Regions from separate parts of the Homo sapiens genome. Here region 1 is linked to region 2. Evidence: chromatin contacts called from ENCODE Hi-C or POLR2A ChIA-PET data. All regions are on one chromosome and are shown on one strand. The core of a region is the stretch at or near the end of the contact, and the rest is flanking DNA. Distances in the headings are between cores, read along the strand shown.

What was found. Hi-C counts contacts between places; a loop is a spot of excess contacts on that map. ChIA-PET counts read pairs that join two places held with the same protein, here RNA polymerase II (POLR2A). Pooled maps may share reads with other maps.
Region 1: a map of ascending aorta shows a loop between it and region 2 (2.9-fold over the local background). The contact joins the enhancer-like site here to the promoter of ACTN2 in region 2. A Hi-C loop is called at or near these places in 1 of 168 maps with a recorded cell type or tissue (ascending aorta) and 4 of 50 pooled maps. POLR2A ChIA-PET finds 5 or more read pairs at or near these places in 1 of 52 experiments (T-cell).

Annotation. Positions count from the first base shown.
Region 1 is chr1:237,011,362-237,014,578 of GRCh38, forward strand. No RefSeq gene overlaps it. Among named protein-coding and RNA genes, the nearest start is that of MT1HL1, 8.5 kb to the left of the region's middle. RefSeq lists an enhancer at 1-2,184. Within about 2 kb of position 1,835, at least 13 of the 41 ENCODE cell types and tissues checked have a DNase peak (open chromatin) inside an H3K27ac peak, as active enhancers do; they include ascending aorta, where a contact is called at or near this core.
Region 2 is chr1:236,684,576-236,687,751 of GRCh38, forward strand. It overlaps ACTN2 (actinin alpha 2), which reads left to right and starts at 1,924. Exons shown (of 21, transcript NM_001103.4): 1 at 1,924-2,224. The coding sequence starts at 2,099. RefSeq lists a silencer at 1,780-1,869.

The sequences.
Region 1 (3,217 bases), core at 585-3,084, 330 kb after region 2:
ATATTGGTGAAGATTTAGGTTTGTTTGCCTTTAAAAGATTGACAAACAGAAACGTTTTTCTCTGGTTCTGACTATGATTAAAACCATTTAAATGTTAGTATTGTCTGCTTTCTAGATATGATCTTCTGAAAGTTGAGGTAATCTGGGGTGGATTTATTTTATAGTCAGGTTTTCATTTTAGTGTATCTGGAATATTTCTGAATGCTGGTAGAGTCACACAGTTCTATATTTAGCTCTTTGGCATATAAATAGAATATGATCTTAAAAATAATTGTTATTGAGTGACTAACCTAACAGAGGGGTGAGACAACTTCTCATTCAGCCAAGTTGATTTTGCTAAGTTATAGAGACGATGGCCAAGGAGAAAAGGACGAACTCTTCCTTCCCACATTGTTGTGGGTCACCCTACTTTTCTTTTGGCCAACTTCCCACAACCAGGCCCTGGATCATTCTCCTGAAGCCCCAACCGAGCTCCTGTTTCCCACTTAACCCACACCTTGAGGTAGAGGAGGAATGCTTGTTCCTCCTCTACGAAGACTCAGAGCGAAGACTGAGAGGAGGGCTCCAGAGTCACCCCCAGGTCCCGGGGGAAACCAGCAGGTTTCCACTCACCACTTTTTCTCCCCAAATCAGAAAATCTTAGTAGTAGGAACTAAGTGGTTGAGCCAGATACCTCATCGAATAGGTCTCAGAGGATGGCTGAGCGTTTAGGTAGTTCCTGTCCTTGATGGCCATTGTACTTCCTCTGGTTCGGAGACTCTGGTGTCCCTCGGATGCTGCACTTTGCCGGGGGGACTGGGCCTCAGAAGTGAGCTTCCATAGCCTCTCGGTGCTCTCAATCACTATGGCCTCATGTCCCTGTCCCAAGCTATGCCCAGGGTGAGACTGAATCCATGAACGACAGCAACAGTGACGTTTACCATTTACTGAGTTTCTGTGAGAGGCCGGATATGACATTAGTGCTCATCACACATGTTCTCATTTAATTCTCACTGCAAACCCACAAGGTAGGAATCTCCCTTTCCGTTTTACAAATGAGAGGGATGAAAGGGTCAATAAATATAAGTAACCTGCAAGGATAGGGATATTTAGCTGGCGAGTGAAAGTTAGAGTTCGATCCAGGACCATGTGAAGCCAAGCTCATACTCTTCACTAATATTAGGACATGTTGACTTTCAACAAGATTTTGCATAATTTTCCCTTCCCAAACTACCTCCCTCTTTTTTCTCTCTCTCTCTCTCTCTTTTTTTTTAAGACTCAGAAGGTGAAATACCTAGGTTGCATAAGCACAATTTTATTTTATTTGTCTCATTTGCATTATGTCATTGGCTGGAGCAAAGTCTGTTTAACGCTTTTTTAAAAAAGTGTTTCCAAAGCCCCTGGATCAGTGCTGTGTACGTAGTTGGTCCATAATAGACAGGGACTGACTAATTAGGGGTAGGACCATGTTTCATAAGCATAGGGAGAGGAGAGAGCATATGACCTAGCTCAGACTTTGTCCCGGAATCCGGTGCACTGGCAAAACCAAGTCCTTGACAGCACTTTAGTCGCTATGGACTTGGCAGCGCATGTGCCTGTCGTCTACAAATAGTAGTTCAATCAACAACTGCCCTTTCTATGCTGACGGGATATCTAGCCCTATGTAAACATTTCTTTTTTAGCACTAGATCTTAATTCCTGCAGCCCTTGGTTTATCACCAGTTTCTTGAGAAAATAATCTGTCCATGTTCTCCAGTCATGGGACGATGACTCAGGCTGGGGATTCAGGCCGTTTTCTGTGCAGTAGCTGGTCTTGCGGCCCCGTCCTGTTTGGACCCGAGCCAGCACACCGCAGCGAGGTGCTCCTTCCACCTCCCAGTGACCCGTGCCAGCCCTTCTGCTCCTTCCCCCCTGCTGCTCTTGCCTTTGTGGTTGCCAGAGTAACCATAAAAATATTACTCCACATGCTGTAGGAACAAAATGTCAGTGCACTTTACTATTGTTTTAATTTAAAAACTAACGTGTGAAAATAACTCCAGCCTGGGAGAAATGCTCTCTCTGCCAGATGATTCCTTTTGGAAGGAGAGGTACAAAATCATTGTGAAGAACTCAGGGGTAGGAATGATACCTAGGTTTAGGATAAGAGCCTAAACTCCTATGTCCTATGGTAAATGTCCCCTAAATGTTTGTCTGGTGAATGAATGAATGAATGAATGTGACACAAACTTTGCTGAAAAATTTAGGAATATATAAATGGTATATATAAATTTTAAAGTAAAACTCTTAATTCCTATTATAAATTATAATAGAAATGCTATTATAAACTTTAGGATGGTGAGTGAAGCAGGTTGAATAGTGTGCCCCCCAATTTCATGTTCTTCCAGAACCTCAGAATGTGACCTTATTTGGATATCAGAGTCTTTGCAGACGTAATAAGTTAAGGATCTCACAGTGAAATCATTCTGGACTTCGGATGGGCCCTAATCCAATGAATGATGTCCTTATAAGAAGAGGAGACTGCCAGGCATGGAGGCTTATGGCTGTACCAGCGCTTTGAGAGGCCGAGGTGGGAGGATTGCTCGAGGCCATGAGTTCAAGAACATCCTGGGCAACACCCCCAGGACACCCCCACCTCCATATCTACAAAAAACTTTTAAAAATTAGCAGGACATGGTGGCACACAGCTGTAATCCCAGCTATTTGGGAGGCTAAGGCAGGAGGATTGTTTGAACTCAGGAGTTCAAGGCTGCAGTGAGCTATGATTGCACCACTGCACTCCAGCCTGGGTGACAGAGTAAGACCCTGTCTCAACCATAACAAAAATAAGTTTCCTAAAATATAGTGAGTTTATTTGTTCAAATCTTTTGCCTTAAAAAAAAAGTTGTCTTATTATTATTATCCTAGAAGAATTCCTTATATTCTCAATACAAATCTTTTATCAGGTATGGGTGTTGTAAATATCTTTTCCTAATCTTTGGCTTGCCTTTTTAATTTCTTAACAAGAAAAGTTTTAAATTTCGATCAAGTCCAATTTATCAACTTTTTTTCTTTTACAGTTTGTACTTTTTGTCCTCTCTGAGATATCTTAGATACAAACCAAGGTCACAAACATTTCTTCTGAAGTTTTCTTCTAGAAGTTTTATTGCTTTAGCTTTTACATTTAGGTTTATGATCATTTTGAGTGAATTTTTGCAGATGAATATGAAATGAGGTATGACAAAGTTATTTTTCACATATG
Region 2 (3,176 bases), core at 674-3,173:
ACACGCCTGTAGTTGCTGGGGTCTACAACTGTGGACGAGACAAAATCCCTGCGTTTGAGGAATTTACATCCTAGTGAGAATGTTTTTGAAAATGTTAATGTGGCGGGGCGTGGTGGCTCACACCTGTAATCCCCACTTTTGAAGGCTGAGGCAGGTGGATCACCTGAGGTTGGGAGTTCGAGACCAGCCTAACCAACATGGAAAAACCCCGTCTCTACTAAAAATACAAAATTAGCCGGGTGTGGTGGCACATGCCTGTAATCCCAGCTACTCCGGAGGCTGAGGCAGGAGAATCGCTTGAACCGGAGAGGTGGACGTTGCGGTGAGCCGAGATCGTGCTCTTGCACTCCAGCCTGGGCAACAAGAGTGAAGCTCCATCTCAAAACAAAACAAAACAAAACAAAGTTAATGCAACCTGTTTGCTAATTGTTATCTTTCTGCATAAAGCCCCAAACAGTAACGGTGAGTGATGTAAAAATTCTAAGGAACAATGATAAATCCAGACAAACTCAACTTGAAACATGTCCACAAATTAGTAGCCCTGAATCACAAAAAATTCTGTAGCATCTGTGGGCAACGTTTATTCAATTGAGATATAAACTGAATTGCAGGCAGGCATCCCATCAGCTCGTCTGGTGCCTAAGGCAACCTCTGGTTTACAGTAGTTGCTTAATACATATTTGATTTAAAAATTTCAGCCTACTTGTCCCAAGGGTCCTCATTTTGCTTCCTGCGGCAGCATAACTGATAGGGAACAGCTAGCCAGCACTAGGGGGATGAAAAGGCGTTAAGTGCAACCCACAGGGCGACATGGAAATATAACACGAAGCTGGCCGCTTGCCCTTCATTGTCAGCTCTCTTAAATTTATGCCCGGTAGGTGAGAGCTGACACTTCCTGCCTTTGGTTTGGTTCCTAACATTTTAATAGGATGGATCCAAATCCTGTGCCTTGATTTCCCCAGGTGAGGGTGAGGAGGAGAGAAAGAAGAGGGGGGTTCTGTAGCTTTTAAACTTTACTCCTTAGGGGCCTGTATGTATGTATGTGTGTGTGTGTGTGAGAGGGAGGAAGAGAAACAGAGAGAGAGAAGAGAGAGACAGAGATGAGAGAGGTATGAGAGACACAGGAGAGAGAGACAGATGAGAGAGAGAAAGAGAGACACGACAGAGAGAGAGAGACGAGAGAGAGAGAGACACGGGAGAGAGAGACAGAGGAGAGAAGAGGAGAGGAGAGAGACACGAGAGACAGATGAGAGACAGTGAGACACGAGAGAGAGAGAGAGATGAGAGGAGAGAGAGACATGTGAGAGAGACACAGGAGAGACAGAGATGAGAGAGAGATATGAGAGAGATCTATGAGAGAGAGACACTGGAGAAAGAGGGACAGAGATGAGAGAGAGACAGACGAGAGACAGACACAAGAGAGAGGGACCGATGAGCGGAAAGAGAGGCACGAGAGAGAGATGAGAGAGAGAGAAGAGGGGTCTCCAATGAATATGTGGGAATATATGGAAAACGCGAATATCCAAATGATATTTGGAAAACTTGGCTGTGTTGGGGTGGTCAGGGACCCAGCCTCTTAGGTGTCCCTCCCCTGGCTCGCGATCACCCACCCGGGACACCGACGGACCCCGCGCCGCTAACCAGCCGCTCTCAGAGCGTGGGTGGCAGGCGTGGCTCTGCTCGGGGCCGGCCGCTCCCCTCACGTTCCCGGAGGCCTCGGCGGAAGGCGTGCAGGCGGCCTCTGGGCGGCGGCTGCAGGGGAGACAGTGGAGGGGCCCGGCGCCCTTGTCCGCCCGCACGTGCTCGGGGCGGGGCGGCTGGGGCCCGACGGGCGGGGCCGGGGGCGGTGGCGGCGGGGGCGTGGCCGGGCGGCCACGTGACGGGCGGCGCGGCTATTAAGCCGCGCGGCAGCTGCTCGCAGCCGGAGCTGGTGCTTCGCCCGAGACCCAGCGCCCAGGCGTGTCGCCCCGAGAGGAGCCGCGCGAAGGTCACCCCGCGCCCGCCGCCCGCCGCCCGCCGCCTCCGTGGGTCCGTTTGCCAGTCAGCCCGTGCGTCCGAGCCCCTCGCGCCCCGCCGCAGCCCCGGCCAACCGAGCGCCATGAACCAGATAGAGCCCGGCGTGCAGTACAACTACGTGTACGACGAGGATGAGTACATGATCCAGGAGGAGGAGTGGGACCGCGACCTGCTCCTGGACCCAGCCTGGGAGAAGCAGCAGAGGAAGGTCAGCAGGGGCCCGCGGGCCGCCCGCGCGTGGTGGGGCCGGGTCCCCCGCGGGGCTCCCGTGCGCGTGGCCGCGTGGCCTGGCGACTGGCGAGAGGGCGCTTTGTGGAGGTGCTGTGCTGTCCTGTGCCCTCGCAGCCCCGGGGGCCCCTTAGGAAAGAGGACACGTCCGGGGACAGGCAGGACACTGGGCGTCGTGTGTGTGCGCGCGCGCTAGCAGCATCGGAGGTACAGATGTGGTTCTGTTCCTCACACCAACCCGCGTTAGACCAGATCTGAAGGGGTCTCTGGTCTGCTCCTGACCCCTTGAGTCTGTGACCTTGGCCCCCGAGTTATACTCTCCTGGCCCGCTTGTGTCCATTTACCCCAGCCTCTCTCTTCCCCATTGAAAGAAGCAAAAGAACATCAGCTTCATTGCAATTTCCACCGGGCTGCCCCTAGAGTCATGGAAAGTCATTTATTCAATCTTTTGGGTTCCTTGGAGAGGGATGTTGTATGAACACTAGACATTTACCGATAGTGACAATTATTTCACACTCTATTTATAATTCATTGAGGTAAGCACACAGGGACGAAGGAGTCAGCCAGCTTCTAAAAGCTCCCTCCCCATTTTGATTGGCGTTCTCTGGGGGCCCAGTGGAACATTCCACTTTTTCAAGGTTTCCTCTTGATCCTCTTGGCTGGAATAAATAGGGAATGCTCACCAGGAGGCTTAATCCCGCCTCTTACTTGACTAGGCAGGGAGCCTGGTTGGGTCAGACATGACAACAGAGACCTGCCAACCCAACCTTAAGATAACGGGGTTATGGCAAAAGCCAAACGCTCTGAACTTTTTTCCGCCTATTTTTCTGGGCGTGGGGCAAGATAGATTTCCCTTCTAAGGACCTGCTTTAGGTGGATAGCCTGTGGTGACCATAGTGTGTATGGGAATCTCTGTATAATGGGTACTGTAG